Regions from separate parts of the Homo sapiens genome. Here region 2 is linked to region 1. Evidence: read pairs that join two places in POLR2A ChIA-PET (ENCODE). Cell type or tissue: HepG2. All regions are shown on one strand.

Region 1 (5,000 bases):
CCTCCATCTGCTTAATAAACAGTGGGTCACTAGTAGGATGTCCAACTCATCTTTGTGTACCTAAGGACTTGCCTGAGTTTATCGCTGAAAATCTTGTATCCCAGGAATCCCTTCAGTCCTGGGCAAACCAGGATGGTTGGTTACCCTAGACACGAACTCCTCTTTGGACTCCTGGCCACCCCACAGTGTCGCAGCTACGGTGCCCACCTGAGTCTCCAACAGGCTTGCCCGAAGTTCCTGGGCTGCATCCCGGCCCCGGCTGACCTCCTGCCCCAGGAGTTCTATTGTGCGGCCATAGAGACCCAGGCTGTTCCTGGCCTTTGTCAGCCGTCCCTCCGTGGTCCTGTACACACCGTTGAGGGCCTGGCCCAGCTGCAGGGTCCCATGGAAGAGCAGGGTCAGCTCCTCATGCTGTGCCAGTTCTGGGCCGCCCATGGGGGCCGCTGAGGCAGGCCGGGTCACCATTGCCAGGGCCCAGAGCAGGCACAGAGCAGGCACTGGCATGACTGAGGGTCTAAGGTATAGCCACAGCACTGTCACTGAAGCCTTTTATGCCTCATACCCCCACTGATCCCCAGTCAATCGTTAACTGGCCGACCTGGTGCCCCGCATTGCACAAGGGCCTGGCAGTGGTGCGATAGTTGCATCAGGCGAATGTCCGGCTAGGCCACGCCGGGATCACGCTTCCTGGGGCTCAGGGCCAGGTGTGGGTGGGGGGCATTGGGAGAGGACGGGCCCCAGACCCTGCTGGGAGTTCCTGAGACTCACCATGCTGAGCCTGTTTCTCCATCTATGAATAGGCATCGCAATGATGATGGTAATAACAGTAAAGATTTTATAAGCATTGATGGTTTGCCCTGAGCTGTTTGACCTGCCATTACAATATCTGCTCTTGTTCCCCTCCCACATACTTGCCACGTGGGGGCTTTTATTGGCCTGGTTAGTATCCAAGGGGGCAGGTGCAGGTGGCAGAGACTCTCCCAAGGTCACACAGCCTGATCTCCAAGACCTGCATATGCCCAGATCACCACTGACTGCCATTTTACTCCGTGGGTGATTGTGCAAGTACCTCAGTTTCCCTGCTTGTAAAATGGCGGTGATGTTAGTCCTGCCTCATGAGCTACTTGTGAGAAGTAAATGAGTTATTTCATGTTGAGTGCTTAGAACAGAGCCTGGCACACAGTAGGCGCGATTATTTCATTGTTGTAGTAATAGTGTTTGGTGCAATTATTGTCATTGTTGTTATTTATCATCATCAGTATCATTACAAAGGCTCAGCTGGAAGGCCTGAAGTGCCCATTATACACATAGGGAAACTGAGGCCCAGAGAGGGGTCAAGGCTTGCACAGAGTTGCCCCTGGGGGAAGGAGGCAGGACTCGGACTCTGGCCTCAGTTTCCCCACCTGAGAAACAGGCCACATAACTCTAGTGACCTCCTGGGGGAAGGGCAGTCAGGCCCTTGGGTGGGGCTTAGGCTTGACCACTGGCCACCTGAGGTACCTTGGAACTCTGGCCCTGAGTGCCTCGCTATTCTCTGCCTTCTGTGTGTCACTGTGCCCCATGAGTGCCTCCAATGTCCTTCTGTATTCCCACCCTCTACCACACTGTTCCCAATCTGTGTTTTTAGGGTGCTCGCTTGTCCCCCACCCTCTGCCCTCTGTCCTATCTCCTGACTGATACCTGTATTACCTCTCACCGGGCCCTCAATGCCCCAGCCTCATGACCTACTCTTCCTGGACTGTCTGTGCTCCCAGCCAGCCTTGTCCCATCACCCCAGCCTTGTATGTGCACCTTCAGGGCCCCTGTCCCTCTGACACCCCCATCCTGCCCCCCACAGGAACCTGCTGTACGTGTACCCGCACAGCCTCAACTTCAGCAGCCGCCAGGGCTCCGTGCGCAACCTTGCTGTGCGAGTGCAGTACATGACAGGCGAGGACCCCAGCCAGGCTCTGCCGGTCAGTGGCTGTGCCCCAGGGAAGGGGGGTAGGGCATCCCCCATGGGTCCCTCATGAATCCACTCTCCCAGGTCATCTTTGGCAAGTCCAGCTGCAGTGAATTTACCCGCGAGGCCTTCACACCGGTGGTCTACCATAACAAGTATGTAGGGGGACACGTGAGGAACTTGGGGGCACTCATGGGGGTAGGAGGATGTCCCTTATATATACACATAAGGCAGCATCGATGGGAAGATGGGGGACAGGAAGAAGAGAGGTAGAGGCTCCCAGAGTGCTAATGAGGGAAGCTGAGGCAGACAGCAGAGACAGTGGGGCCTAGCAGCAATAAGGGCGTGGCATGGCAGAGGTGATGGGGCAGACAGTGGGGACCCCAGCCCCCAGCAGATCCCCCAGCCCGATTCTGCCAGGTCCCCCGAGTTCTACGAGGAGTTCAAGCTGCATCTTCCAGCCTGCGTGACAGAGAACCATCACCTGCTGTTCACCTTCTACCATGTCAGCTGCCAGCCCCGGCCGGGCACTGCCCTGGAGACACCCGTGGGCTTTACTGTGAGCCGTCCCCTCCCTCCCTCCCCCTGAGCCCTCCTCGTCCCCCAACCTGGCCGCAGACCTGACCTCCAGCCTCTCCCCAGTGGATCCCACTGCTGCAGCACGGGCGCCTGAGGACCGGCCCCTTCTGTCTCCCAGTGTCTGTGGACCAGCCGCCGCCCAGCTATTCCGTGCTCACACCCGATGTATGTGCCCTGGAGCTCCTGCCTGCCAATGCACTGTCCCCAGAAGCACTCCCGAGTCACCTGCCTTCCTTCCTGTCAATCCTGGGAGGCTTGTTATCCTCTACTGGTGCCTCCAGGGCCCCCGTGTAGCTCATTATTCCCCTATTAATGCCTCTCTGTGTCCTACATGTCCTCCCCAAAGATTCCCATTGCCTCTCTGCTCCATTCCCACTTTAGCCACCCTGACTGCCTTCCTGATCACTGTCCCCTGCCCTCGTAGTACCTTATCATTCCCCATGAATGCACCATTGTTAATGACCCTAGGCCTCAAATCCTCCTATCCTGTTTCCTGACCTACTCAATGAATATTCATTCACCCTGTGTCTCCATTCTCTGCCCCCGTCTTGGCATGTGGATTTCCAGCCTGCCCAGTGGACCCTCTCAGTCTACTGGGACCAGGGCTGGGGGCAGGGTGCTTGGCTGCACCCCCAGACCGGGCTACACTCACGCTGCAGTGTCGCAATGGCTGGGGCCGCTGGGTGACCTGATCAGTCAGGGAGGGCTGACCAGTGCCCACCTGGTGCCTCCCTCCCACAGGTGGCGCTTCCGGGCATGCGCTGGGTGGACGGTCACAAGGGCGTGTTCAGTGTGGAGCTCACAGCCGTGTCCTCTGTGCACCCCCAGGTACGGGGTGGGCCGGGAACCAAGAGTCCCGCCCTGCTCCCCTCTTGCCTGCCCTACGATTGAGTAACAGTTGCCGATGGCCGGGGAGGTCTGGCCTCAGGCCTTGGACGTGACTTTGGTCAGCTGGACCCAGCTTTAAGGGAAGCTGCTGATTCAGGCAGGGGTGGTCTTCATTCCCTGAGGCCCCACCCTGCTCACTCCACATCCCTACCCAGGACCCCTACCTGGACAAATTCTTCACCCTGGTGCACGTCCTGGAGGAGGGAGCCTTCCCATTCCGGCTCAAGGACACTGTGCTGAGCGAGGGCAACGTGGAGCAGGAGCTGCGGGCCAGTCTTGCAGCACTGCGCCTGGCCAGCCCCGAACCCCTTGTGGCCTTCTCCCACCACGTGCTGGACAAGCTCGTGCGTCTGGTCATCAGGCCCCCGATCATCAGTGGCCAGATTGGTAAGCGAATGTGGCCTCAGACCTCAGTTTCCCCATCCACATGGCTTCTCAGTCCTGAGGTCCTGAGGGATCTTCTATAAGCCCATTTACCTCTCTGGCCATTTTTCTCATCTGAAAAATGACCTCCAGTCCCCTGCACCCAGAGAAGGTCTTCTGTGACCCTTTGGCCCGGGTGCAGCGGTTCACGCCTGTCATCCCAGCACTTTGGGAGGCCGAGGCGGGCAGATCACCTGAGGTCGAGAGTTTGAGACCAGCCTGACCAACATGGAGAAACCCCTTCTCTACTAAAAATACAAAATTAGCTGGGCGTGGTGGCGCATGCCTGTAATCCCAGCTACTCGGGAGGCTGAGGCAGGAGAATTGCTTGAACCTGGGAGGCGGAGGTGACAGTGAGCCGAGATCATGCCACTGGACTCCAGCCCGGGCAACAGAGCAAGACTCCATCTCAAAAAAAAAAAAAAAAAAAAATTTGTGACCCCTTAATGAGCACATGATCCCTCAAATCCTGATGTCTTTATATTTGGAAAGTGGGCGGGGAGGTGAGAGGCCTTGGGCCCTGGAACTTGACCTCTGCTCTGCCCTGCAGTGAACCTGGGCCGTGGAGCCTTTGAAGCAATGGCCCATGTAGTCAGCCTTGTTCACCGGAGCCTGGAGGCAGCCCAGGATGCCCGCGGTCACTGCCCACAGCTGGCTGCCTACGTCCACTACGCCTTTCGCCTTCCTGGCACTGAGCCCAGCCTCCCGGATGGTGAGTTTGTAGAAATCCCTGTGAGACGAGAAATATCTGGGAGAAGAGGCTGGGTGCGGTGGCTCACGCCTGTAATCCCAGGACTTTGGGAGGCCGAGCTGGATGGATCATTTGAGGTCAGGAGTTCGAGATCAACTTGGCCAACATGATGAAACCCTGTCTCTACTAAAAATACAAAAATTAGCTGGGGCCAGGCATGGTGGCTAATGCCTATAATCCCAGCACTTTAGGAGGCCAAGGCAGGGGGATCACTTGAGGGGGTCAGGAGTTCAAGACCAGCCTGGCCAACATGGTGAAACCCCGTCTCTACTAAAAATACAAAAATTAGCCAGGCATGGTGGTAGGTGCCTGTAATCCCAGCTACTAGGGAGGCTGAATCATTTGAACCCAGGAGGCAGAGGTTGCAGTGAGCCAAGGTCATGCCACCGCACTCCAGCCTGGGTGACAGAGTGAAAC
Region 2 (5,000 bases), 110 kb after region 1:
GGCTGGTGTCCTGACAGCCACACCTGGGTGCAGGCCACGTGTCCTCACGGCCAAGGTAACCGGGTGTCTCAGGCACTTAATAAATATTAAGGGTGACCAGTGACTCAGGCTCTGCCTCTGGGAAGTGGCATCATTTGGTGAATGAGTTTGGTCTCGGTGCCACCACGGATTCAGCCAGATCATTTCCGACGCCATGAATCCCTTTCCTGGCTTAAGGAAGGTACAAACCCACCTCGAAAGACACTGGGTGGGTCATGATTCGGGGGTGACAGGGCAAAGGCTAACCTGGCTGTCTAGCAAGGCTTGCATAGAAGAGGTAAACACGTTGACTCCTGAGTTTAGGGGTTTGGCTTAGAGATTGGTGGATGAGGCAGGGCCAGGGGGTCCCGTTGGTGCCATCTGCTGTTGTGTGTTGAAAGCCACTTGCTTCTCTGGGCCTGACATCCCCTCCCCTTTCATCTTCCATGTTTGAGGATTGTGTCACGGTGGAGAGAAACTCAAAACTTCCTGGAGAGAAATGGAGGTGTCATCCTGGTCCCCCCGGGCCTGTTTCTCTTATCCTTCACGAGGAAAGGAAGAAACCAAAATCCCAACCCAAGCCATTGCATGGGCACTGTCCGAAGCCTGTTCTGCCTCCCAGATGAATAAATATATAAAACAAAGCTCTGGCAGGCAATGCTTTGGTCTTCTCTGTCTTTGAATAAAACAAGGCCGGCGAGGTCTCAGGAAGGGTTCTGGGCAGGGACGGGACTCCAGGCAGATGTTCACGCCACGTCATCCTCCAGACTGACCATCTGTCTCTGCCAACAAATGGTAAACAGCGGAAACTATCAGTCCAGCATTCAGGAAACACGGCTGGAGGCCACCTACTTCTCACCTCCTGGGCCTGGCAGCCTCCCCCAGCCTGATCCCCAAGCATGTTCCCCCAGGAGCCGCCAGAGGGAGACGGTGAGTACCGGATTCAGTCACTTCCCACCGCTCTCAGGGCAAAAGCCAAAGTCCTCCCCAGTGGCCCACAAGGCTCTGCACAACCTGCCTGGTAGCCTCCTGCCTTTTTACCCCTCTCTCTGTTTGCTCCAGCTACAACGGCCTCAAACCCAACAGGCACGGTCCAGCCTCAGGGCCTTCGCACAGGCTGTTCTCCTGGTTCAGAGAAGGCTACCTACCCTAAACCCCTTGTGTAAAGATCAAGGCGGGCGCAGTGGCTCACGCCTGCAATCCCAGCACGTGGGGAGGCCAAGGCGGGTGGATCACTTGAGGTCAGGAGTTCGAGACCAGTCTGGGCAACATGGCGAAACCTCGTCTCTACTAAAAATACAAAAATTACCCGGGCATAGTGTTGTAATCCCAGCTACTCAGGAGGCTGAGGCTGAGGCATAAGAATTGCTTGAACCCAGGAGGCAGAAGTTGCAGTGAGCCAAGATCACAGCACTGCACTCCAACCTGGGTGACAGAGAGAGACTCTGTCTCAAAATAAAAAATAAAAGCAAAAAAATAAAACACCTCCTCTCCCTTCCTCCCTCCTGGCCCTCTGGAAACCCTTCTTTGAATTTTTTTTTTTTTTTAAGAGACAAGGGCTTGCTCTGTCACCCAGGCTGGAGCGCAGTGACGCAATCACAAGTCACTGCAGTCTCAATCTCCTACCTTAGCCTCAAGCAATCCTCCTGCCTTAGCCTCCCTAGTAGCTGGAACTAGGCGCTCATCACCACACTGGGCTAAATTTTTATTTTTTGCAGAGATGGGGTCTTGCTGTGCTGCCCAGGCTGGTCTTGAACTCTGAGCTCAGGTGATTCTCCTGCCTCAACCTCCCCAAGTTCTGGGATCACATGTGTGAACCACCATGCCGGGCCTCTGAACTCCTTTTTTTTTTTTTTTTGAGATGGAGTTTTGCTCTTGCCTCCCGGGCTGGAATGCAGTGGCGCGATCTCGGCTCACTGCAACCTCTGCCTCCTAGGTTCAAGCGATTTTTCTACCTCGGCCTCCCGAGTAGCTGGGATTACAGGCGCCCACTCCCACGCCTGGCTAATTTTTTGTATTTTTAATAGAGACGGGGTTTTGTCATGATGGCCAAGCTGGTCTCAAACTCCTGACTTCAGGTGATCCGCCAGCCTCGGCCTCCCAAAGTCCTGGGATTACAGGCATGAGCCACCGCGCCCGGCCTCTGAACTCCTTTTGACTTTCTTTGCCCTGTCACCATCTGATGGAGCTCTCTATTTGCTTATCCAACATTCCTCTACACCACCAAGGCCATTGTCCGCTGACATTCTGAATGAGCGCACAGAAGCATTCACCTAATGCTGTCCTCGATCTGGAGGGCTGGGGAAGCCTCGGCCTGGTCCCTTGAGGATCATATGCCTCCAGCTGGGAGGGGGCCGCCATGGGCTCTGGCTTTCTAGAGAGGGTCACTCACCGAGGGGTAGCTGTAGCCGTCCTGGTTGTGGCAAATGTGGACCTCATCCTCTGTGGTCTTCTGATAGACGGGGTTGTCAAAGTTGATGCTGTTGATGTTCTTAAGCCGCCAGTTCTTCCATAGAAGGAAGACCCCCAGGCAAAGGAAGACGAGGAGCACTGTAGGGAGAGGCACGCTCTGTCACACAGCTGCCCCCGAGACCAGAGACCCAGCTCCGTGGCTGGAGTGAAAACACGGGCATCGTACCATAACCTTGACTCCTGGTCTTTTATGTTTGTTTAGAGATCGCCTTGCGGCCTGGGCCTGGTGGCTCACGCCTGTAATCCCAGCATTTTGGGAGGCTGAGGCGGGCGGATCATGAGGTCAAGAGTTCGAGACCAGCCTGGCCAACATGATGAAACCCAGTCAGTCTCTACTAAAAATACAAAAATTAGCTGGGCATGGTGGCGGGCGCCTGTAGTCCCAGCTACTCAGGAGGCTGAGGCAGGAGAATTGCTTGAACCCGGGAGGCAGAGGTTGCAGTGAGCCGAGGTTGAGCCACTGTACTCCAGCCTGGGCGACAGAGCGAGACTCCATCTCAAAACAAACAAACAGAAAAGAGGCAAATCTATGCATAAGAATTTTTTTCTTTCTTTTTTTTTTTTTGAGACGGGGTCTTGCTCTGTCACCAGGCTGGAGTGCAGTGACATGATCTCAGTTCACTGCAACCTCGACCTCCCAGGTTCAAGCGATCCTCCTGCCTCAGGCCCTCAAGTAGCTGGTACCACAGGCACGTGCCACCTGCCCAGCTAATTTTTGTACCTTTTCTAGAAACAGGGTTTCGCCATGTTGCCCAGGTTGGTCTCGAACTCCTGAGCCCAAGCAATCCACCCACTTCAGCCTCCCAAAGTGCTGGGATTACAGGCATAAGCCACCACACCCAGCCTCATAAGTATAAGAAATATCTAACCTGAAGCCCACTGGGTGAGCCACGCCCCAGAAGTAGCTGACTTCTTCTAGATTTCTGTCCAGGATTAGCCACACACAGGGCTGTGACTTTTTAAGAAATAGGAAGTGGGGTATAGTGGCTTGCACCAGCTACTCAGGAGGCTGAGGTGGGAGGATCGCTTGAGCCCAGACATTGAGGCTGCAGCGAGGCATGATGGTGCCACTGCACTCCAGCCTGGGTGACAGAGCAAGACTCTGTCTCTCAAAAAAATTAAATTTCTTTTTTCTTAAAATTTAAGAAAAAAAGAAAAAAGAGATGTGATGGTAACCGAGTTAGGATGAGCATGGGTGAGGCAGGGAGAGCGCGCCTCTCCACACAGCCCCCTGCAAGGGAACCAGTTCCCCAGAAGGCACTCAAATCTCGGTGAGGCTATTCCACAGCACGGGACCCAGCTCCACATCCTCCATCTGACCCCTTAGCTGTCTGATCTTGTCACTGTCAGCCCCAAGCCAGGAGAGGCCGTGGGGGTGATAAAGGACACCAGTGGGGCTGTTCCCTGTCCAGGAGAAAAAGTGAACAGGCCCAACCAGCCAGGCACGAGGTCACATAGCGGGAGGCTGTGACCTGGGGGACGCTGGGGGACCGGCCCGCGCTTACCGATGGGGAGGACAATGGACAGAGCCCTCACGCTACTGGGCTTCTTCTCATTTCCTCTGCCAGCAACGTCGCCCAGAGCTGCAGGAGAGAAGCAAGAGTGAGGCCCAGGTCTAAAGGAAGGCCACCAAGAAATGGAGCAGGCAGAGGACGGTGGTCACGGCAGGAAAGCGCCTGGCACATCTCCCTGGACACTTGGAGAACTTCCCAAGTCTGTGAGAGGCCACACGGGCTTATTTGTGAGTTATCGAGGTTGTAGGACTCAATTCCGGTTTAAGAAGGTTCTTTTTGTGGGGGATAGAAACAGAGGTCTGGCTATGTTGCCCAGGCTTGTCTTGAACTCCTGGCCTCAAGAGATCCTCCTGCCTCAGCCTTCCAAAGTGCAGGGATTACAGAAATGAGCCACCGAGCCCAGCCTAAGAAGGTTCTTGAGCCTCACATTGATGAGTCTTTAGGGGAGGGCTGCAGAGGCTTTTATTCTAGGTGGTTGACAAGGTTGCAGGTGAAATTCTTGTCAACCTACTTGTGCATTTTATTAAAATGAGCATATTTTGGTCTGGGCGCGGTGGCTCACACCTGTAATCCCAACACTTTGGGAGGCTAAGGCGGGCAGATCACCTAAGGTCAGGAGTTTGAGACCAGCATGATCAACATAGTGAAACCCTGTCTCTACTAAAAATACAAAATTAGCTGGCCGTGGTGGCATGCACCTGTAATCCCAGCTACTTGGGAGGCTGAGGGAGGAGAATCACTTGAACCCGGGAAATGGAGTTGCAGTGAGTCAAGATCGCGCCATTGCACTCCAGCCTGGGCAACAGAGTGAGACTCCCTCTCAAAAAAAAAAAAAAAAGGCCAGGCCCAGTGGCTCAAACCTGTAATCCCAGCACTTTGGGAGGCTGAGGTGGGCAGGTTGCCTGAGGTCAGGAGTTCAAGACCAGCCTGGCCAACACGGTGAAACCCTGTCTCTACTAAAAATACAAAAATTAGCCAGCTGTGGCGGTGGGCACC

What was found. ChIA-PET counts read pairs that join two places held together with the same protein. Peaks named below come from ENCODE experiments on the same cell type or tissue, not always from the same donor. Only the 100,000 strongest peaks of a DNase experiment are listed, where the experiment ranks them.
Region 2: POLR2A ChIA-PET joins it to region 1 with 10 read pairs; 3 of 35 experiments call an interaction of 5 or more read pairs at or near these places.

The regions. Positions count from the first base shown.
Region 1 is chr19:11,235,142-11,240,141 of GRCh38, reverse strand. DOCK6 (dedicator of cytokinesis 6) reads left to right here. Exons shown (of 48, transcript NM_020812.4): 15 at 1,838-1,955; 16 at 2,027-2,097; 17 at 2,363-2,501; 18 at 2,585-2,686; 19 at 3,263-3,349; 20 at 3,565-3,796; 21 at 4,383-4,544. ANGPTL8 (angiopoietin like 8) reads right to left here and starts at 523. Exons shown (of 4, transcript NM_018687.7): 1 at 208-523; 2 at 1-7. The coding sequence starts at 504. RefSeq lists enhancers at 2,197-3,007, 3,008-3,818. In HepG2, no CTCF peak of the experiment used is centred here; DNase peaks (open chromatin) are centred at 591, 3,021, 3,261, 4,391 and 1 weaker place; H3K4me3 peaks cover 2,014 bases.
Region 2 is chr19:11,127,081-11,132,080 of GRCh38, reverse strand. LDLR (low density lipoprotein receptor) reads right to left here. Exons shown (of 18, transcript NM_000527.5): 16 at 3,996-4,073; 17 at 2,411-2,568; 18 at 1-800. The coding sequence ends at 765. Among named protein-coding and RNA genes, the nearest start is that of MIR6886, 16 kb to the right of the region's middle. In HepG2, a CTCF peak has its summit at 939 (motif pointing right); DNase peaks (open chromatin) are centred at 990, 2,250 and 2,660.